2 separate regions of the Homo sapiens genome follow, and region 1 is linked to region 2. Evidence: read pairs that join two places in POLR2A ChIA-PET (ENCODE). Cell type or tissue: OCI-LY7. All regions are shown on one strand. Each heading gives the region's core, and the rest is flanking DNA. Links, peaks and the distances in the headings are about the cores only.

Region 1 (11,602 bases), core at 2,245-7,244, 170 kb before region 2:
TTTTTTTTTTTGAGATGGAGTTTCACTCTGTTGCCCAGGCTGGAGTGCAGTGGTAAGACCTCGGCTCGTTGCAACCTCTGCCTCCCGGGTTCAAGTGATTCTGCTGCCTCAGCCTCTTGAGTAGCTGGGATTACAGGTGTGTGTCACCACGCCCGGCTAATTTTGTATTTTTAGTAGAGACAAGGTTTCTCCATGTTGGTCAGGCTGGTCTCGAACTCCTGACCTTAGGTGATCCACCTGCCTCGGCCTCCCAAAGTGCTGGGATTACAGACGTGAGCCACTGTGCCCAGCCGAGAAATAGGGTCTTTGCTGATGTAACTACATTATGGTGAGGTCATGAGAGTGGTCCCTAATCCAGTATCACTATGTCCTTATATGAGGAGGAGAAAGGTACAGAGAGAAGATTATGTAAAACGGCAAGAGGGAAGAAAGCCACGTGACAAAAGAGGCAGAGAGTCGAGCAAAGGGTCTGCAAGCCAAGGAATGCCAAAGGTTGTCGGCAACTGTCACTGACCTTGATCCCTGTTGTAGTGAACAGAGGATGATAAATGCAGGAATAAAGATAAAGACAAAAAAGTATATTTGGAAAAAGGGGTCGGGGGCTTCTTGCTTCTACTGAACAAGGGCCCTGAGCTTTAAAGCCCTTCACATTTTATTGGGTAAATAAAAGTAAATAAAAGTCCTGGCGTTTTTTCCACTGAGGGGGGGGGTACTGCATTATAAGGTCCTCTCTGTCCTGAGATCTGGCGGCATTCTTTTTCAAAATGTCCAGTTTTTCCACAATTATAACATTTTCCCACTTGAGGGCTTAATCCTTGGCTCCTTTTAGATTTGTCAACTACTAAATCAGCCATTGCTTCCGCTAACATTGCAGAGCGATGAAGCTCAATTCCTACATCCTGACAAGCTCTGAGAAAATTTCCCAAGTTTTTAGTACACCTCACGGGTGCCAGTGCACGTTTACAATCTGCGTCTGCATTCTCAGAAGCTAAAGTTAAGGTTAGCGCCTCTGCGGCAGTGGCATGAGGAATCTGACACTTCACTGCCTCTCGTAATCTTGCAAGAAATTGTGCAGAGGGCTCCTGTGACCCTTCCATGAAAGGTAAAAAGGATTGTACTGGGACTCCCTCTTCAGGAATTGTGGCCCAGGCGCGTTTAGTTCCATTTGATGTTCCAGGTCTGAATAAGGGCCATTACCCAATAGCATATCCTCTGCGATGTCTCCGTGTCCAGCAGCACGATTCTGTCTAACCTGGTCTGTACACATTTCTTGCCCATTTAAATTCCATGTCAGATATGCACTAGCAGACAAGCAAGTTCGAGCCCAGTGTTTTACATCAAAGGGTAGAAGACGCATAGCACCAAATGCAGATTCTGGCAATCCTAAAGTGAATGGGCTCTGTACCCCGATATTAACTACACTGGTTTTTAATTCATTCAACAACTTAAACTCTAGTGGGGTGTGTTCATGAATAAACTGCTGTGGATTATTTGAATCGGGCCTTACGGAAATAGGAAAAGCACAAGGTCCTGAGGGCTCTCCAGCTATGGCAGCAGAGCGTAAAATTCTTTGTATTGGGGTCTCTATTCCTGCTACCGAAGGAGGCGGCACAGATGTTTCTGCAACTGGAGGAGGCAGTATAGGCCAATTTTTATCCTCCCTCTCCTGTTTTTTATTTTCAATTGAAGCTGTGGGTGGGACAACAGATTCTTTCAGATTTTTAGACTCAGCCTGCTGTCCCGCAGAATAATAAGGAGATAACGGCATAAGTACAGTACGAATTAGACTGCAAGTACAGAAAGCAGAAGAATCAACTTTAAGACCTTTTTGATGAGCATGTTTCAATCCTTCTCCCGCTCTGTTCCAGTTTTCCACATCAAGAGTGCCTGCCTGTGGAGACCATGGGTTATGCGTTAATAACCATTTGTGGCTTCTGCAGGAGGTTGGTTAGTATCTGCGAATTAACCTGAGCTCCAGACTGTCTCAACAGAACTTGAAGCAAGTGCACATGTTTTTCTTCAACAGACAAATTCTGCCGCATGTTACCCTGATTCAGAAAACTTCCCGTTCCCAGTACTTCTTTAGGGCACTGACCTTATATCCGCTGCTGGCAGGCTTGTCTCGGGGTCCCCATTCATCTTGTCGTTTTCGGTTCCTCTGCTCCAGCCGACCTTCTTCGTTCACGTCCTCCGGTCTCTGTGTTCAGAAGCCACTTTGCAACGTCCTCAAGTCCCTGTTCTGGGTCGCCACTTTGCCACGGATTCCATCCCTGTTGGACTGAACAAAGGATGATGAATGTGGGAATAAAGATAAAGACAAAAGAGTATATTTGGAAGAAGGGGTCGGGGGGCTCCTTGCTTCTTTCTAGTGAACAAGTACCTTGAGCTTTAGACCCCTTTGCATTTTATTGGGTAAAGGAGATGGGGGCGGGGGGTGGTTGTCAGTCAGCGGCTTGATTTACAGCAGGCTTGCAAGGCTGCATTCTTCGAGCAATAGGCTCTAGATGTCCCAGTAGATAACCCCAGTGAGCGTGGTGCCAGGGAGTGATTGCCCTCAGCAAACCTTCTGGCGGTAGGCGCAGTCGTGAGTTTGCCCACATCCTGCGTTCATGATAAACACTTTGCTGTTTGATCATACAGCTTCCAGTGGAATGCTGAGTTGGTCACGATCCCTTTGGCCTTTTCGGCTCCCAACAGGCAATCACCAGAATCTAGGGAGAGGCAGGGAAGGATTCTCCCCTACATGATTCAGATGGAACATGGCCCTGCTGACACCTTGATTCCAGACTTCTGGCCTCCGGGACTGTGAGATAATAAATTAGCATTGTTTGGAGCCTCCCAGTTCATGGTAGTTGCTTACAACAGCCCCTAGCTGCCTGATACTGGTGGGATAAGGGGCAATTTCCACAATCCTACAGAAACTCCTTAATAATTAAATATGAGAACTGCATTTGGTAAAGTCAAGAACAAAATAAAGATGGCCCTCTTGCTGTTTTCCCAATGCAGTAAGAAAATAAAAAGAAGCCCAGGCACAGTGGCTCACGTCTGTGAATCCCAGCACTTTGGAAGGTCAAGGTGGGAGGACTGCTTGAGCCCAGGAGTTCAAGACAAGCCTCCACAACATAGGGAGACCCCGTTTCTACAAAAAATACAAAAATTAGCCGGGTGTGGTGGTGCACATCTGTAGTTCCAGCTACTTGGGAGGCTGAAGTGGGAGGATTTGAGCCTGGGGGTTTGGGGCTGCAGTGAGCCATGACTGTGCCACTGCACTCCAGTCTGGGCAACAGAGCGAGACCTTGTCTCAAAAAAAAAAAAAAAAAAAAAGACCGGGCGCGGTGGCTCACACCTGTAATCCCAGCACTTTGGGAGGCTGAGGCGGGCGGATCACGAGGTCAGGAGATCGAGACCATCCTGGCTAACACGGTGAAACCCCGTCTCTACTACAAATACAAAAATAATTAGCCAGGCTTGGTGGCGGGCACCTGTAGTCCCAGCTACTTGTGAGGCTGAGGCAGGAGAATGGTGTGAACCTGGGAGGCGGAGGTTGCAGTGAGCTTTGATCGCGCCACTGTACTCCAGCCTGGGAGACAGAGCGAGACTCCGTCTCAAAAAAAAAAAAAAAAAAAAAAAAAGAGAGACAGAAATAAATAAATAAATAAATAAGACCTATAAATATATTGAAAGCAAGAGTCAAAGCTGACTGTAGTTTGAAGCCATAATCACGTATCTAGGAAGTTCTAGAGGCTTAACTTCAGGAGTAATTAGAGCTCACAGCAAGATTTCTCTATAAAAGGAGCAGCTTTGTTTGGTTGAAGTAACGAGTATTTGCAAACGCAGGAGAAAACAAACCCTGTTCACAGGGCAAGAAAAGCTTTTAAACATTAAAGAATAGTCGTAAGAAGAATATGGGTAAATCTCCCATGCTTAACTAAGATCTGAATAAAGAAAGACACAGGATGAGTTTCCCCCCAAAACACTCAGTATTTCAGAAAGGCTATTTCTTCCAAAATGAATTTATAAATCGAATGCTGTAGTGAATTCCTCTAATTTGTGTTGCGTCAGCCCCTTTCTGAATATGTTTGACTCTCCTTCCAAAAACAGGGCTCAGTCAGCCTTGACACAGTTTCCAGTTCCCCACCTGCTCCTAGTTCCTCAATGTGGTTGATCCAGATCTGCTTTATCCAACTTCCCCCCGATGACCACCTGCCTATGGGGCAGCTGGACACAGCCTATTGATTGGCTCTGCAGGCCCCCACACCACCCATCCACATCTTACACGGACTGCAGATATGGTGCAGTGACCACCTCTCAGTCACAGCCTGACCTCCTGAGACTCACGCCTGCTTCCATGAAACCCACCAATTAAAACTCCCTGAGGGAAACCTGTGTGGATAACACCCTGGACCTAATCACGGCATTGTCACACTGGTTGCTTCCCCTCTGTCTCCCTGCAAAAGCTCTCCCTGACCTGTGTGTGTGTGTGTGTGTGTGTGTGTGTGTGTGTGTGTGTGTGTGTGTATATGTGTGTTTGTGGCCTCTGGAAGTGCCATGCCCTCCCTACCCAGGACCCCTAAGTAATACAACCTTTATTTCCACCTCTTGTCTCTCCTAATCATTGAATGGGTTTCCTCCATCCTAAAAATCCTAGAGTAGGCCAGGCACAGTGGCTCTCGCCTGTAATTCCAGCACTTTGGGAGGCCAAGGCAGGCAGGGATCACCTAAGGTCGGGAGTTTGAGACCAGCCTGACCAACATGGAGAAACCCCATCTCTACTAAAAGTACAAAGGAGGCAGAGGTTGTGGTGAGCCAAGATCGTGCCATAGCACTCCAGCCTGGGCAACAAGAGTGAAATTCCGTCTCAAAAAAAAAAAAAAAAAAAATCCTAGAGTAAAACAAATGCTCATCCCAATAAAAATCCTAAATAGATTTTTTGATAGAGCTTTTTTTAAAAATTGTGGTAAACGATATATAACATAACATTGACCATTTGTAAGTGTACAGTTCAGTGGGATTAAGCTCATTCACATTGTCGTACAACCATCACCACCATCCATCTCCAGGATTTTTCAACTTTCCAAACTAAAACACTGTCCCTGTGAAACGCTAAGTCCTATTCCTTTTTCTCCCCAGTCCCTGGTAATCACCATTCTGCTTTCTTTTTCTTTTTCTTTTCTTTCTTCCTTTTTTTTTTTTTGAGATGGAGTCTCCTCCTGTCACCCAGGCTGGAGTGCAATGGCATGATCTCGGCTCACCGCAACCTCCACCTCCTGGGTTCAAACCATTCTCCTGCCTCAGCCTCCCGAGTTGCTGGGATTACAGGTGCCTGCCACCACACCCAGCTAAGTTTTGTATTTTCAGTAGAGACGGGATTTCATCATGTTGGCCAGGATGGTCTCGAACTCCTGATCTCATGATCCACCCACTTCGGCTTCCCAAAGTGCTGGGATTATAGGCATGAGCCACCGCGCCTGGCCTCTACTTTCTTTCATTATAAATTTCTCTGGGTAGCTCATATAAGTGGAATCCTAAAGAGTGGAATCCTAAATAGGTTTATTGAGTCTTTTTTCAAACTTTTTACTTTGCAATCGTTTTAGATTACAGATAAGTTGCAAAGATAGTACAGAGCCTTCTCTATATCTTTTGCCCAGCTTCCTTTAATGTGAACATCTTTTTGTTTTTGTTTTTGTTTTTTTTTTTTGAAGCAGAGTCTTGCTCTGTCGCCCAGGCTGGAGTGCAATGGCGTGATCTCGGCTCACTGCAACATCTGCCTCCCGGGTTCAAGCAATTCTCCCGCCTCAGCCTCCTGAGTAGCTGGGATTACAGGCGGGTGCCACCATGCCTGGCTAATGTTTGTATTTTTAGTAGAGACGGGGTTTCACCATATTGACCAGGCTGGTCTCAAACTCCTGACCTCAGGTGATCCACCTACCTTGGCCTCCCAAAGTGCTGGGATTATGGGTGTGAGCCACCACAACCAGCCGATGTTAACATCTTGCATTACCATTGTACATATGTCAAAGTGAAGAAATTAATATTGGTGCAATACTCTGAACTAGAAACTATAGATCTCGTTCGGATTTCATTAGTTTTTCCATGGGTGTCCTTTTTCTGTGGCAAGATCCCATCCAGGATCCCACACTGCATTCAGGTAGTGATGGAATTTGCCTGGCGGCAGTAACTGAGCACCACTGGCTGGGGAGAGGGGAGCTTAAATAACAGAAATCCATTCTGTCCCAGTTCTGGAGGCTGGAAGTCCAGGATCAACGTGTCGGCAGAGTTACTTCCTTCTGGGCTGTGGGGGAAGGATCCACTGCAGGTGTCTCTTCTTAGTTTATATCTGGTCCCCTCTTCCCTGTGTCTTCAGCTGTCTTCCTCTGTATGTGCCTGTGTCCATATTTCCCCGTTTTAGAAGGACAGTTCATCATAGGCCAGGCGCAGTGCCTCATGCCTGTAATCCCAGTACTTTGGGAGGCCGAGGCGGCAGGATCACTTGAGGTCAGGAGATTGAGATCAACATGTACTAAAAAATGCAAAAATTAGCTGGGCATGGTGGTGCATGCCTGCAATCCCAGCTACTCGGGAGGCTGAGGTAGGAAAATCGCTTGAACTCTGGAGGTGGAGGTTGCAGCGAGCTGAGATTGTGCCACCGTACTCTAGTCTGGTCGCCAGAGCAAGACCCTGTCTCAAAAAAAAAAAAAAAAAAAAAGGACACCAGTCATATTGGGTTAGAATCCACTCTCATGACCTCATTTTAACTTAGTCATCTCTACAAAGACCCTATTTCCAAATACAAGTACATTTTGAGGTACTGGGGGTTAGGACTTCAATGTATGAAGTTGTTGGGAGACAAAATTCAGCTCGTATCAGTCATCACTTCTCCTGCATCTCCTGCAAATGCTGACAGGTTTCTTGTCTTTCACGATATTGACAGATTTGAAGAGTATTCATCAGGCATGTATTGAATGGTCCTTGATTCGGATTTTTCTAGTGTTCTCCAATGGTTAGAGCGAGGTTGTTAGTTTGGAGTTAAGAATATCACAGGCCAAGTGCAGTGGCTCATGCCTGTAATCCCAGCACTTTGGGAGGCCGAGGTGGGCGGATCTCCTGAGGTCAGGAGTTTGAGACCAGCCTGGCCAACATGGTGAAACCCTGTCTCTACTAAAGATACAAAAATTACCCGGGCATGGTGGTGCCGGACCTGTAATTACACGCCTGTAATCCCAGCTGCTTGGGAGGCTGAGGCCAGAGAATCGCTTGAACCTGGGTGGTGGAGGTTGCGGTGAGCTGAGATCGAGCCACTGCACTCCAGCCTGGGTGACAGAGCAAGACTCCATCTAAAAAAAAAAAAAGAATATCACAAAGGCTAGGTGCCTTTCTAGTCACATCCTATGGGGGTGTGTGTATGATATCCACGTGAACATGCCTTTTATTGACAATGCTAGCCTCGGTTAAGGTGGTATCTGCCAGGTTTCTCTACTATAGAATCTCTCTTTTTGTCTTTTCATACTCTCTTCCGTGCCTCAACAGGGTTAACATTGCTCCCAAGGGGAAGAAAACTATTTCTTTGAGGGCCACAAAGAATCTCAGCTATCACCATGTCTTGGCACTCTCCAAAGCTCAGCCCTTCCCAAATTGCTTTTTTTTTTTTTTTTTGGAGACGGAGTCTCGCTCTGTAACCCAGGCTGGAGTGCAGTGGCGCAATCTCGGCTCACTGCAAGCTCCGCCTCCCGGGTTCACACCATTCTCCTGCCTCGGCCTCCCGAGTATCTGGGACTACAGGCGCCCGCTACCAAGCCCAGCTAATTTTTTGTATTTTTAGTAGAGACGGGGTTTCACCCTGTTAGCCAGGATGGTCTCAATCTCTTCTGACCTCGTGATCCGTCTGCCTCGGCCTCCTAAAGTGCTGGGATTACAGGTGTGAGCCACCACGCCTGGCCTTTTTTTTTTTTTTTTGAGATGGAGTCTCACACTGTCGCCCAGGCTGGAGTACAGTTGCGTGATCTCTTCTTGCTGCAGCCTCTGCCTCCCGGGTTCAAGTAATTCTCCTGCCTCAGCCTCCTGAGTAGCTACAATTACAGGCACCCACCACCACGCCTGGCTAATTTTTTGTATTTTTAGTAGAGATGGGGTTTCACGTGTTAGCCAGGATGGTCTCGATCTTCTGACCTCGTGATCCACCCATCTCGGCCTCCCAAAGTGTTGGGATTACAGGCGTGAGCCACCACGCCCGGCCCAGTCTCCCCATTTAGAGTAGGGAGTAGGTAGGTAGGCAGACATGAGCCCGGTGGGAGACGCCCCCCTGCTACAAGGTGATGATCAGGTGGTTGTTAAACTGTTTCTCTAAAATAATAATTGGGCCGCTGGTCCTAGGGAAAGGCAGGCTCCCAATAGACAGAAAACACCTGGAGCTGGTGATTGGCAGCTTCCTGATAAGATCTCAGGAGCCGGGCAAGTCAGCTCAAGCATGTGCACCAAGAGGCAATCGGTAGAGGTTTTGTTTGTTTGCTTGTTTTTAGACAGAGTCTTGCTCTGTTTCCCAGGCTGGAGTGCAGTGACGCAATCTCAGCTCACTGCAACCTCTGTGTCCTGGGTTCAAGTGATTCTCGAGCCTCAGCCTCCCAAATAGCCAGGACTACAGGCGCATGTCACCATGCCCCACTAATTTTGTATTTTTGGTAGAGATGGGGTTTTGCCATGCTGGCCAGGCTGGTCTTGAACTCCTGACCTCAGTGATCCACCCACCTTGGCCTCCCAAAGTGCTGGGATTACAGGTGTGAGCCACCGCACCTGGTGGGTGGAGTTTACCTGGTATATGACCTTCCTCTAGGACCACTAGATTGGTAACGGAAAAACACCTGAAATAAGCATGTGCACAACTTCAGTAAATACACTGTTCACGTGGCCCCCCGCAAGTGCTGGCAGGCTACTGCGCATGCAGACAGCGCACCCCAGTGAAAGAATCAGGGAAGGCCAGGCGTGGTGGCTCACGCCTGTAATCCCAGCACTTTGGGAGGCCGAGGCAGGTGGATCACCTGAGGTCAGGAGTTTGAGACCAGCCTGGCCAACATGGCGAAACCCCGTCTCTACTAAATATACAAAAAAACTAGCTGGGCGTGGTGGCAGGTGCCTGTAATACCAGCTACTCGGGAGGTTGAGGCAGGAGAATTGCTTGAACCCGGGAGGCAGAGGCTGCAGTGAGCCAAGACTGCCATTGCTCTCCAGCCTGGGTGACAAGAATGAAACTCCATCTCAACAAGAAAGAATCAGGGGAGAAGAGATGTGAAACTCCAGAGCATCCCAGCACATTAAACCCCAAGTCAAAGGTCGCACTGAGCACCTCAATCTCTCAAATTGCCTGGTTGGCCCTCTTCCAAGAGTGTACTTTACTTCCTGTTTTTCCTGCTGTAAAACCTTTTAATAAATTTTCACTCCTTCGCTAAAACTTGCCTCAGTCTCACTTTCTGTCTTACTCTTCTTGGATGAATTCTTTCCTCTGATGAGGCAAGAGCCGAGTTGCAGCAGATCCGTAACCTCAAAGTATCACCTCCCCCTCAAATACTTACTAATTAGCATGGAGGTTTTAACGTATGTTCACACATTCTTATACCCCTTTGAGTGGGGCTGGACTTAGTGACTCACTGCAAAGGATTACAGCAGTATCATTCGCCTGACAGTTTCTTTCTTTCAGCACTCTGAATATATCATCCCATTCTCTCCTGGCCTTTAAGTTTTCTGAAAAGTACTTTAAGTTTTCTGAAAGCACTGATACTTTCCCTCCTGAGAGCTGGTTGTTAAACATTTGCAGCAGGCCACGGTGATTTGCTTACCTTTGACGTTTTCCCCAAAACATTCACATTCGCCTTGATAGACATTTCTGCCAATTGCCCCCTAAAATTAAATATCAACGCATAAGATTTTGTTGGGTAGGGCTGAGCCTTGGAGAGCACCAACACAAGGTAATATCTGAGCAACTTGCTTGTACCACTATTAACAACCTTTATGCAACATCCTTCGACAGAGTGAGTGGTGCATTTGTTACAATGGATGAGCCTGCACTGACAAATCATTGTCACCCAGAGTCCACAATTTACATCAGGGCTTACTCTTGGTGTTGTACATTCTGTGATTTGAAAAAATGTGTAGTGATGTTGCAGTATCATACGGTAGTTTCCCTGCCCTAAGAATCCTCTGTGCTCCACCTATTCACAAATAGATTTTCAACAGTCTTTTGAAGGATTGCCAAACAGATTTTAAACAAATTTGACAAGTGGATTATCTGGAATATGATAAAGAGGTTGCAGCTAGGAAGAGTAACTTCTTCAGATCAGAGAATGGGGAGGGAGCCAGCTTTCTTTTTTTTCTTTTTTTTTTTTTTTTTGAGACCAAGTTTCCCTCTTGTCGCCCAGGCTGGAGTGCAATGGTGTGATCTCAGCTCACTGCAACCTCCACCTCCCAGGCTCAAGCGATTCTCCTGCCTCAGCCACCTGAGTAGCTGGGATTACAGGCACGCGCCACCACGCCCAGCAAATTTTTGTATTTTTAGTAGAGACGGGGTTTCACCATGTTGCCCAGGCTGGTCTCGAACTCCTGACCTCAGGTGATTTACCCACCTTGGCCACCCAAGGTGCTGGGATTACAGGCGTGAGCCACCACGCCCAGCCGGGAGCCAGCTTTCATTATCACTGTAGAGATTGATGGGTTTTGGTTCCAGGCACACACATGACTTATTCAAAAAGTAAAGTAAGACCTTCAAAGCTAGAGTCATGTAAAAATCATCTAAAAAAAGAAATTGCACAAGAATCTCTGAGAACATTTTGATGGAGAAGAACCATGACTGACAGGTGTCAAAACATACTATAAGTTTGGCTTGAGTTTCACCAGGGACAAAGCCTGTGACAAGGATTTTGATACAAGTGGTTTATCTGGGAGGAGGTTCCAAGAAGTACCAGAAGACAAGGGGGAAAGTGAAGAGGGGCAGGTAGGAAAAGGAAGGAAGCCAATTTACAGGCATGGACGAGCTTATGACCCATGTGGGCAACTGGGGCTCAGTTTCTCCAGGAGCCTCTGGTAGATGATGTAGAATGGGGGTCCCTGTCCCCTGGGCCACCAGTACTAGTCCGTGGCATCTTAGGAACCAGGCTGCACAGCAGGAGGTGAACAGAGGGCGAGCGAGTGAAGCTTCATCTGTATTTACAGCCACTCCCCATTGCTTGCATTACTGCCTGAGCGCTGCCTCCTGTTGGATTAGCGGTGGCATTAGATTCTCATGGGAGTGGGAACCCTATTGTACACTGTACACACGAGGGATCTAGGTTGCACACTCTTTATGAGAATCTAATGCCTGGTGATCCATCGCTGTCTCTCATCACCCCCAGATGGGACCATCTATTTGCAAGAAAACAAGCTCAGGGCTCCCACTGATTCTACATGATGGTGAGCTGTATAATTATTTCATTATATTCTACAGTGCAATAATAATAGAAATAAAGTGTACAATAAATGTAATGTGCTTGAATCATCCTGAAATGATCCCCTTCCCCTGGTCCGTGGAAAAATTGTCTTCCATGAAACTGGTCCCCGGTGCCAAATAAGGTGGGGACCA
Region 2 (11,602 bases), core at 4,437-9,436:
TCCTCCAGCCGGGCGCTGAGCTCACTCATCTCCGAGCTCAGGGCCTCCGGCGGGGCCGGAGTGGACGTGGGGGACCCCGCTCCGGCCTCAGCCTCTGCCTTCACCAGCTGTTTCTTGCGTTCTGCAAAGCTGGTCATTTTCACCTCGGAGTTGGTGGCTGCTGGGGACGAAGCCACCGCCTTCGGGGACCCCTCGGATGGGGCTGGCGGTTTCGATGCCTCCCCCACCAGACAGGGAGATGGTTTCGAGGGGGTCTCGGGGTGTGGCATGTACACTGGTGCTTTGGTGGGCCTGTCGGACAGTGGTTTGGAGGTCCCCTCGGGCAGGTAGGGGGAGGCCAGGGATGGCTTGGAGGGCCCCTCAGGGGAGTGGAGGTAGAAGCTGCCGTCGGCCGCCCCATCTGGGAGGAGCCGGGGCTCGGCACTGTGGATGATCTGCAGAGCTTCCTCGATGGTGGGCAGGTCACCAGGCTCCGGGGGTGGCTGGGTGGGGGTCCTGGCCGGCGCGGGACGCGGGGGGCCCAGGCTGTCCGAGCTCACAGAGCGGAGGAGCACAGGGTCTCCCATGACGACATCCACGTCGCTGTCCAGGCCAAAGGGGGTGCTGAATGACACAGCCTGGGAGAGGGGACGGCTGGGCGGCCGGAGGGAGGGGTCAGCCCCTGGGACCAGCCTCGGCCCCAACCCGCCCTAGCCTGCTCCACCCCCTACCCTGGCCTGTGAGGTCTACTCACCTGAGCTGCCGGTTCCAGGCCTTGCCCAGGGCCTCCATATGGGACATGGACGGGGAAGACTTCAGGGAGCCTGGGGGAGGCGATGAGTGGTCACTATGGGGACCCTGGGAACCCTGAGTGGGGTCAGCCAGCATCTGGGGACAACCTCTGCAAGGTCATTGGGTGAGTCACTGATGGCTCATTATGTGGTCTAGTGAGACCAGAGGTTTCCAGAAACAGATACCCGGGGCCATTTACTGTCACTACGGGGTACTGTGGGGCCACTGGGGAGGCCATTCTGGGGGTCACTTTGGGATGCCCAAGGGGGATCTGATGGAGAGGCTATTGGAAGGCTCACGAGGAGACAACATGAGGCCCACTGGGGCAGTCTGTGAGTGGGGGGGTCCCCCGTGACAGAAGCCACCTACCCCCTCCTCACCTGTGGATCCTCGGAGTGGGGACTGGGGGCCACCAGATGACAGAAGCGGGTGGCGGAAGGTGAAGACAGGAGAACTGTACGGAGAGACGTACTTCAGCCTCAGGACCCCCACCTCCTCCTCCGCCTCTCCCCGGGGGGAGACAACAGCATCACCCAGCTGCGTCCCAGTGCTCAGCAAGGCAGACATGGAGCCCCACACCCACAATGCCAGAGACTCGCCCAGTGTGGGGAGCGTACCTACTGCCGCTGTTGTTCTGAGGTGGGGAGGCCTCAGTGCCCCGGGGGGAGGCAGCTGCAGTACAGAGAAGAGGGTCAGGCGGGGGTTTGGCTCTCCCACCCGCCCCCGACCCGGCCCCCAGGCCCCCAGGGCCTCACCGTGACCATCGGGCAAGTCCTTCACTTGCACAAAGTCGGGCTTGAGCACCTCAAAACACATGAACAACTCGGCCAGCATCACCACCAAGTTGACCTGGAGGTGGGAGGCCGGGTCAGCAGACGGGACCCCTGGCCCCAGATGCCCGCCTCGGCCCAGGAGGCCCCAGGATGGCCTTACCTTGAGTGGCGGTGGGACGTACAGCAAGTCCTCAAGGGACAGGGGGCAGCCACGAGGAAGGCGAGAGGCACAGAAATCCTGCACGAGCTGGAGGTTGTACAGGCTGTCCGCCACAGACATGGGGTCCTTCAAGCACACCTCTGTGGGGACAGGAGGAGTGGGTCCCCAACTCTATGAGGAGGAGGATGGGGCCCCAGGGAAGCCAGGGACCAGCAGTCCCCCACACACGGAAGACCTCCTATGAGCCCAGCTTCTGCCAGGTGCCCTTCGAGAGGTGAATTCTTTTTTTTTTTTTTTTGAGATGGAGTCTCGCTCTGTCACCCAGGCTGTAGTGCAGTGGCGCAATCCCAGCTCACTGCAACCTCTGCCTCCCGGGTTCAAGTGATTCTCCCACCTCAGCCTCCTGAGTAGCTGGGATTACAGGAGTGTGCCACAACACCAGGCTAATTTTTTGTGGTTTTAGTAGAGATGGGGTTTCACCGTGTTAGCCAGGATGGTCTCGATCTCCTGACTTCATGATCCGGCCGCCTCAGCCACCCAAAGTGCTGGGATTACAGGCGTGAGCCACTGTACCCGGCCGAGGTGAATTATATGATAGACCGTCCTTAGGCCGGGGGTCCTTAACCCCCGGGGCGTGGCCTGTCAGGAACTGAACCGTACAGCAGGTGAGCTGCAGTGAGTGTATTTACAGCCGCTCCCCGTCACTTGCAGGACCACCCGAACCCCGCTTCCGTCAGATCAGCGGCGGCATTCGATTCTTACAGGAGCGCGAACCCTATTGTGAACCTGGCGTGTGAGGGATCTAGGTTGCACCCTCCTTATGAAAATCGAATGCCTGATGATCTGTCACTGTCTCTCATCACCCCCAGCTGGGACCGTCTAGTTGCAGGAACAAGCTCAGGGCTCCCACTGGTTCCCCATGATGATGAGTTGTAGAATTATTTCATTCTATGTTACAACGTATTAGATATAAAGTACATAATAAAGATTAACGTGCTTGAATTATCCCAAGACCACCTCCCTGCCTCCATCTGTGGAAAAATTGTCTTCCACAAAACCGGTCCCTGGAGCCAAAAAGTTGGTGACTATTGCCTTAGGCCTTTGCATCTTTCTAGAACACTCTCCCCCAAGACCTCAGCTCAAAAAGCTTTTCCGGGCCAGGTGTGGTGGCTCACACCTGTAATCTTAGCACTTGGGGAGGCTGAGGTGGGAGGATGTTTGAGCCCAGGGATTCAAGACCAGCTTGGGCAACATAGCAAGACCCCATCTCTATTTTATACTTTTTTTTTTTTTTTTTTGAGATGGAGTCTCGCTCTGTTGCCCAGGCTAGAGTGCAATGGCATGGTCTTGACTCACTGCAACCTCCACTTCCTGGGTTCAAGCGATTCTCCTGCCTCAGCCTCCTGTGTAGCTGGGATTACAGGCGCCCGCCACCGCACCCGGCTAATTTCTGTATTTTTAGTAGAGACGGTTTCACCATCCTGGCCAGGCTGGTCTTGAACTCGTGACCTCGTGATCCACCCGCCTCGGCCTCCCAAACTGCTGGGATTACAGGCGTGAGCCACCACACCCAGCCCTATAATTTTTTTTTTAATAAAAAAGAAAAAAGAGTTTTTTTAAAAAAAGCTTTTTCTGACCACCCATTGCCTTTAGGACTACCCAGTATGCAAAAAGTACTTCTGGGCCGGGTGCAGTGGTTCACACTTGCAATCCCAGCACTTAGGGAGGCCAAGGTAGGCAGATCACTTGAGGTCAGGAATTCGACACCAGCCTGGCCAACACGGTGAAACCCGTCTCTACTAAAAATACAAAAATTAGCCAGGCGTGGTGGCGTGTGGCTGTAGTCCCAGCTACTCAGGAGGCTGAGGCAGGAGAATGGCTTGAACCTGGGAGGTGGAGGTTGCAGTGAGCCGAGATCATGCCATTACACTCCAGCCTGGGCAACAGAGCAAGACTCCCGTCTCAAAAAAAAAAAAAAAAAAGTACTTTTGGATAAACTTAGTATCTTTCTCTCCCAGCTAGAGCCGTCTGTGAAGTGGGGAGTGTGTCTCTATTCTGGCTGGATCCCCAGTGCCTAAAACAAGGTCTGGCACACAGTCCACACTCCATACGTTTCATCTGCTGCAGGAATGAACTCCTGGAAGCACAGAGAGGTTTATATACTTGTGTGAGGTCACAAAGCTCATTGGGGAAGAGAGAGACACAAACTCAGGCCTGCCAGTTCCGGAAGCTGCCCTCATGACCACTGCATCGTTGCTGGTCTCGCGGACCTGGGGATGGAGGGTCTAGGGGCTGGGACTTAGGATGCCCAGCTCCCCGGCACAAGATCTGTTCCACATCCATTTACTCACCCTCAAGTCGAAGCAGCTGGGGACAATAGCAGTGGATGGTGGCGGCCAGCGCGGCCCCACTGGCCAGGTCCTGGAGGCTGGTCACCGTCGGGAAGCAGGGGGCACGTCGCGCCACCACACGGTCCTTGCGGTATCGGATCTGCAGATGGGAGCCAGGTCAGGTGAGTGGCCAGGCTGGCCCCCAGGGTCAGCGGTCATGCAGGCTGGGCAGGGAGGCCTGGGGTTTCCGCCATGAGGGGGCGGGAAGCTGGGGGTCCCAGAGACAGAGTTGGGGGGCCAGCCTGGAGCAGGGGAGGGGCAGCAGCAAGAGGCAGAGGAGATGTCTTCGAGCAGCCAGGCCAGCAGCGGGGGCTGGGGACAGGGACTCCTGGGACCCCGGGGCGGGGGATACATTACCATGGGGGGTTTGCTCCCCGACTCCTTCAAACAGAAGGCAATTGCGTGCTGGGGGGAGAGGAGCAGCCATCAGCAAGGGGGAGGGGTGCTGACCTGCTGGGCCCCCAAGCCCACCTTGGGGGGGAGGGGGTAGCCCTGACCCTGGTCCTGAGCCCCGGCCGTCCAGCTCCCTGACTGCTCTGGCCGGCTTCGCGAACCCCAGCTCCTCCCAGCCCCAAGGGACCCCACAGAGTAGGAACCCCCTCTTATGCGGGGAATCCTCCTCCCACAAAAGACCCAGGCCCCCAGCTTGGGGAGAGGATGCAGAGGAAGCGGGTAGGCAGGAAGGGAACCTCCCAACCCAGGCCCCAGGGTGGGGGAAGGAGTGAGCAAAGGTGGGGACGCCAGCCAGCCCAAAACCTCCCCCACTTCCTCCTTGTTTATCTACTATGGGAGTAATTTATATGAAGCACAGAGAGGTTTAGATACTTCTGCAAGGTCACACAGCTCATTCAGGGAAGAGAGAAATTTCAACTTCCAGCTTCAGGGATGGGCCTCCTCCTCCTTTTCAAAGCTGGGATTTTTCTCTAGGGAAGCTGGGGGTCTCAGTTAGGAAAGTTATTCTATCTTCTTCTGCATTGGAGGGTCTTCCCCTTGGCCAGAGGGTGCCCTGCCTGCTAGGGTCAGGATCCACGTTTGTGATGGGCTGCAGGTCCCCCCTTCAGAAATTTATGTGGTCTCCCCACCTCGGCTAAGGGGGACAGGTTCAGGGGGTCCCACCCTCTTCATTAATGGGAACGGGGAGGGCTTGCCCTTCTGAATAACGGGAGGGGAAGTTCGTCCCCACCCATCAGTTCGCTGGGGGAGGGGTCTGCCCTCTCAGTTAATGGCCGAGATTCTACCCTTCTCTTGGTTCACAGAGGGGTTCTCCCTGTCTCCCAGGACTGGGGTCCAACCTCCTTTGCTCACAGCTTGGGGAGGTATGAGAGGGCGCGCAGACAGGCAGGCAGAAACAGACATACAGACAGACAGAGCTACAAGCAGGGCAGGCAGACGGGGCGGACAGACAGCCCCACTTACAGGAACCAGCTTCCAGTACCAGCGCGTAGGGCACTGAGGCCAGAGAGGCAGAGAGGAGGGCAGCGGGTACCGGCACAGGGGACGGGCAGGGCACAGAGAGATTGAGAGAGGGGGGAAGAAAGAGAGAGTGTGTCACCTCTAGCCCCCTCCCCACTTCAGGAGTGTCCAGGAAGCACAGCCCTGCCCTCCCAGATCTCCGGTCCCCCATCCTTCTGACGGTTCTATGCCCTGGCCTCACCGAGGGCTGCGCCGGGGCCGCCCCGTCTGCAGGGGCTGCTGGAGAGGCTCGCTGGGCCGCTTCCTGCTCGGTCTTCTCCTGCAGCCGCCGGACGGTCTGGAGGGCAGGGAGGGGGTCAGTGGTCTGGCCACTGGACGATGCTGGTCCCCGAACCCACCCCAGGCCCAACCCCACCTACCGTGTCCACCCAGAAAAGCAGCTTGTGCTCCAAGCTGGTCAGGGCCAAGGGACCTGGCAGGGTCTTTGTCCACTCGAAGGCAAAGGCAGCCATGAGGGCATCAATGACAGCTAGGTGGGCTCCCTGTGGGGGCAAGCGCTAGAGGGTGAGACCTGAGAGCTGCAGGAGGCGCACCTCGGCCCCCAAGGGCCTGGGAAAAGGAAGAACCTGCAGATGGGAGGGACTTGACGGGGGGGGTGGGGCTTGAGGGGGCGGGGCCAGTGGTTCATGGGTGGGGCCTTAAGGGAAGGAACAAGAAATGGGGTCCCGGAAAAGCCACGCACGATGGGTGGGACTTTGAGGTCAGATGCTAGGCGTTAGGATAGGGTGGGCTGTGTACACAAATCCTCAAGGGCCAGAGTAGCGCCTTTTTGGGGAGCTGGGTTTGATGGGAGGGGCCAGGCTTGATGGGAAGAGCTTGAGGGGAGGAGCCAGGGCTGGGGGGAAGAGCTAGGCTTAATGAACAGAGCTTGAGGGGAGGAGCCTGGACTGGTGGGAGGAGCTAGGTTTGATGGACAGAGCTTAAGGGACAGAGCCAAGACTGATGATAGGAGGAGCTAGGTTTGATGGACATAGCTTAAGGGAAGGAGCCAAGACTGATAGGAGCTAGGCTTAATGGATAGCGCTTGAGGGGAGGAGCCAGACCTCGTGGGAGGAACTAGGCTTAATAGCGCTTGAGGGGAGGAGCCAGGCCTGGTGGGAGGAACCTGGGGGAGGAGCCAAGCCTGATGGGAGGAGCTAGGCTTAATCGACAAAGCTTGAAAGGAGCCAAGACTGATAGAGGGAACTTGGGAGGAGCCAGGACTGGCGGGAGGAGCTTGAGGGGAGGAGCTGAGCATGGTAGGCGTGGTCTAACAGGCAGTGGCGGGGCCTACCATGAGAATGGGCTGGTGCCTCAGGTCGGCCTCGCGCACCGGGCGCTCGGGCAAAGCAGGCACTGTGCCCCTCCGCGCCAGCAGGGCCAGCAGTGCAGAGGGGTTGGGGGGTGTTTCAAGCTGTGGCAGTGCCTGGCGCCAGGCTCTGCAGTAGAGCTCGGCTGAGAGCAGCAGCCGTGTCACCGGGGGCTTCACATGCTCCTGCGCGTACTGGTCGGTATAGAAGGGCTCCCACAGCTCCGGGGGCACGTGCTCTGTGGGGGCATAGAGGGGAAACACGGGGGTCAGGGTCACCAGATACAACACACACACACACACACACACACACACACCACATGGCCCGGATTAAGAGTGTGTCTGGACCAGGGAGGATGGCATTGGGAAAGGAGAAAGGGGATCTGGGCTGAGAGTGCAGATGTGCAGGAGTTTGCTGGAGGAAGGGGTGATGGCGTTGTAGGCAGAGGGGCCTGCAGATGCAAAGCCCAGCAGGTGGGAGAGAACACGGTGCCTCAGGGAGCTGATGGGCACTTAGAGTGGAAAGGAGGGGAGGCTACCCCCAATACCAGGCCAGCTGGACTGGCTCTTGTAGGTCCCAGGAAAGACAATAACATCGGCAATCCTAAGAGCCTTCCTGCTCTTGCCAATGTAGACTCACTGAGCCTTACATCAACGCTAGGAGGCAGCCAGGGCCCAATTGGCAACCCCCATGTTACAGAGGAGGAAACTGAGGCACAGAGAAGGAAAGTCCCTTGCCCCAGGCCAAATAACTCTTCAACACCAGGACTGGGGTTAGACCCAGCAAACTGGACGCCCTCTCTTAGCTTGCAGGCAGGGGGGGATGAGTGGGGGGCACACAGGCGAGCAGGGGAGGTGGGCACACCACAGGCACATCGAGGGAGTTGAGTGATGTAAACCTGGTGATTGAAGGGAGGAGGCAAGGGACAGAGAGGGAGGTAGCCAGGACCTTGCTGGGTCTGAGGGGGAAGAGGGAAGAGAGGGGTAATGACTGAGCTTGGGTGCAGGAGGAATGGGAGGTGAAGGGGTGAAATTGAATGTGAGGGGCTTTGAGGACATCCTTGAGGCAGATTATGTGAAAGGCTGGGGCTTAGAGAGATGGTGAGGTCACATCATAGAGACAGCCTGAGGTCCCTAAATAGGACAATGGGAAGAGGCGTGAGGAAGCCCCAGGTGGACAGTGGGCTGGGGGCAGAAATCCACGTAGGACCAAGAGTGGAGAGGAGAAGGCCAGGAAGGCTTGGCAGGGGTCGGGGAAGAGGTGACTGAAATCAACAGCAGGGAATCTGTCCAGCTCTTGTTCTAATCTGCACAGCTTTTGCGGTTTTTTGGAGATAAGAGTCTCTCTGTCGCCCAGGCTGGAGGGCAGTGGTGCAATCTTGGCTCACTGCAACCTCTGCCTCCCGGGCTCGAATGATTCTCCTGCCTCAGACTCCCAAGTAGCTGGGATTACAGGTGCGATGCTGCCATACCCGGCTAATTTTTGTATGTTGTAGAAACAGGGTTATCACCATTTTGGCCAGGCTGGTCTTGAACTCCTGACCTCAAGCGATCTGCTCACCTTGGCCTCCCAAAGTGCTGGGATTACAGGCGTGAGCCACCACGCCCAGCCTGCACAGCCTTCTCTGTTTGTTTGAGTTTTTGCTGGAGTGCAGTGGCACGATCATGGCTCACTGCAACCTGAACTCTGGGCTCAAGGGATCCTCCCTGCCTCAGCCTCCTGAGTAGCTGGGACCGCAGGCACGTGCCACCACACCCAGCCAATTTTTAAATTTTTTTATAAAGATGGAAGCCTCACCATGTTGCTCAGGCTGGTTTCGAATTTCCTGGCCTCAAGTGATCCACCTGCCTTGGCTTCCCAAAGTGCTGGGATTATAGGGGTAAGCCACTGTGCCCAGACTTGTTTTGTATATTGGGGTTCTGTGTGTGTGTTTGAAAGAACGGGGTGGGGGCCGGGTGCAGTGACTCATGCCTGTAATCCCAGCACTTTGGGAAAACAAGGTAGGCAGATCTTTTAAGGTCAGGAGTTCAAGACCAGCCTTGTCAACATGGTGAAACCCCATCTCTACTAAAAATACAAAAATGAGCTGGGCATGGTGGCACACGCCTATAATCCCAGCTACTCGGGAAGCCGAGGCCGGAGAATCGCTTAAATCTGGGAGGCAGAGGTTGCAGCCAGCTGAGATTGCGCCACTGCACTCCAGCCTGGGTGATAGAGCAAGCCTCTGTCTTAAAAAAAAAAAAAAGAAAGAAAGAAAAAAAAAGAAAAGAAAGAACAGGGTAAGGGGTTCTAGTGCTTCAGAACATATTTGAACGGGACTTCTCCACCTGTGAGGACCCAGGCACTCTTGGCTGCCTTCTGTCCCTCCCTGTCCTGGCTCCTTTCCCACCTTCTAAAACCACACTGGACCGTCCCACTTAACGCGCCACCCGCATGTAGACTTGGACCTTCTTTTTGCCCCTCTCATCTTGGCTCCTTGAAAGAAGAGGTATTTCAGGCTCACTTCCTCCCTGCCCTCCCAGCCCCCCTCCACCTCTCCCTCAATTTCCCTGAGCTCGATGCTGCCCTCATGGCTTCCGGTCTCCCCAAGGCCAGCAGGGACCTCCAAAGCATATCTGTGGGCCCGTATCTCGCCTGGGCTCTGTGCCCAGTGCCTCCTTCTTCCAGAAACCTTCCTCCCACAGGCGTCTCCTTGTAAATGGACATGCCCCACCCCCACCCCAGGCCACCCTACCCCGTGACGGCTTCCAGGGCCACCTGAAGACTGCAACAGCGGCTGCCACGGGCCCCACTGCACCCTGGGCATCTCCCACAATTCTCAACATCTCACCCACACCTCCCCTCCTCCCTGCCCCCAAGGCAGTGAGAAATCACCCTCCCTCCCTTTCTTTACGCCCTCACCCCACATTTAATGCGTCCTTGGCTTTCAACTTCCTGATATCTCCCAAATCCAAACCCTCCTCTCTACCTCCCCAGCCCCGGCCTTGGGCACGTCTTGCTCCCACCAGCAAAATCACACGTGTTTCTTTCCTACAGGACTTTTCAGGGCCTTTAAGATGAAAAACAAGAAACAAAAAACACCAAAACCTTAAGCTAGGGCTACACTGACATTTATCAGACACTTATTATACACCGATGTTCTTCCACCTTGGTTCATTGGTACTTGGGGCTGGAAAATTCTTTGTATTCAGGGGATGCTGTCCTGTCCTGTACACTGTGAGATGTTTAGCAAAATCTCTGGTCTGTATTTACTAGACGTCAGTAGTACATTCCTCCCAAGTAATGACAACCACAAATGTCCCCAGACACTGCCAAATGTCAATTAAGTGTCAAAATCATCACCAGTTGAGAACCACTGCCTTATACTATAAACTTATTCTATTTTTCTTTCCTTTTTTTTTTGAGACAATCTTGCTCTGTCACCCAGGCTGGAGTGCAGTGGTGCCATCTCGGCTCACTGCGACCTCTGCTTCCCAAGTTCAAGCTATTCTCCTGCTTCAGCCTCCCAAGTAGCTGGGACTACAGGCGTGCACCACCATGCCCGGCTACTTTTTGTATTTTTAGTAGAGATGGGGTTTCACCACGTTGACCAGGCTGGTCTCAAACCCTGACCTCAAGCAACCCACCCACCTTAGCCTCCCAAAGTGCTGGGATTACAGGCATGAGCCACCACACCTGGCCCCACTTTCTTTTTATTTTATTTATTCATTTATTTTATTTTATTTTATTTTATTTTATTTTATTTTATTTTAGAGATGGGGTCTCACTATGTTGCTCAGGCTGGTCTTGAACTCCTGAGTTCAAGGGACCCTCCCACCTCAGCCTCCTGAGTAGCTGGGACTACAGGCATGTGCTACCACACCTGGCTAAAATGTTTACTGAGCATTATTTACAGCAGAACACTGCTGTCTGATAGAAATACAATGTGCCCAGACTGGCCAACATGGTGAAACCCCACCTCTACTAAAAATACAAAAATTAGCTGGGCGTGGTGGCGCATGTCTGTAATCCCAGCTACTCAGGAGGCTGAGGCACGAGAATCACTTGAACCCAGGAGACGGAGGCTGTGGTGAGCCGAGATTGTGCCCCGGCACTCCAGCCTGGGCCACAGAGCAAGATGCTGTCTCAAAAAGAAAAAAAAAAGAAATATAATGCGTATAATGTGAGCCCAATGAGCCGTCAAGTTTCCTAGAAGCCACATTACATATGTAGAAACAATAAGAATTTAGTAATATATTTCATTGACCCAAGACATATCCCACTCTTATTTTAACATGTAATCAACATAAAAATATTATTCATAAGATATTTTACACTGGTTTTTGTTGTTTGTTTTTGGACCAAGTCTTTGGAACCCTGAGTATATTTTACATTTACAGCACATCTTGGTTCTGATCAACCACATTTCAAGTGACTCAGTAGCCACATCTGGCTGGTGGCCACCATATTGAATAGCACAGGTCTACAACATAGCTAGGATGGATGGATGGATGGATGGATAAATGGATGAATGGGTGGGTGAATGGATGGATGGATGGATAAATGGATGAATGGGTGGGTGGATGGATGGATGGATGGATAAATGGATGAATGGGTGGGTGGATGGATGGATGGATGAATGGGTAGGTGGATGGACAGATAGATGGATGGGTAGATGGGTGGGTGGGTGGATGGGTGGATAAGTGGATGGGTGGGTGGGTGGAAGGGTGGGAGGATGGGTGGGTGGGTGGATGGATGGGTGGATGG

What was found. Peaks named below come from ENCODE experiments on the same cell type or tissue, not always from the same donor. Only the 100,000 strongest peaks of a DNase experiment are listed, where the experiment ranks them.
Region 1: POLR2A ChIA-PET joins it to region 2 with 5 read pairs; 1 of 35 experiments calls an interaction of 5 or more read pairs at or near these places.

What each region holds. Positions count from the first base shown.
Region 1 is chr19:7,770,831-7,782,432 of GRCh38, reverse strand. It overlaps LOC105372263 (a long non-coding RNA gene), which reads right to left. Exons shown (of 5, transcript XR_001753858.2): 2 at 9,828-9,888; 3 at 2,096-2,278; 4 at 1,825-1,891. Among named protein-coding and RNA genes, the nearest start is that of CLEC4M, 13 kb to the right of the region's middle. In OCI-LY7, for the core only: no CTCF peak of the experiment used is centred there; a DNase peak (open chromatin) is centred at 4,152.
Region 2 is chr19:7,600,718-7,612,319 of GRCh38, reverse strand. It overlaps CAMSAP3 (calmodulin regulated spectrin associated protein family member 3), which reads right to left. Exons shown (of 17, transcript NM_020902.2): 2 at 6,841-7,094; 3 at 5,927-6,049; 4 at 5,749-5,844; 5 at 4,056-4,194; 6 at 1,705-1,844; 7 at 1,527-1,620; 8 at 1,389-1,443; 9 at 1,152-1,225; 10 at 734-803; 11 at 1-633. Among named protein-coding and RNA genes, the nearest start is that of CAMSAP3, 11 kb to the right of the region's middle. RefSeq lists enhancers at 6,583-6,877, 6,428-6,927, 6,928-7,429. In OCI-LY7, for the core only: no CTCF peak of the experiment used is centred there; a DNase peak (open chromatin) is centred at 6,439; H3K4me3 peaks cover 299 bases.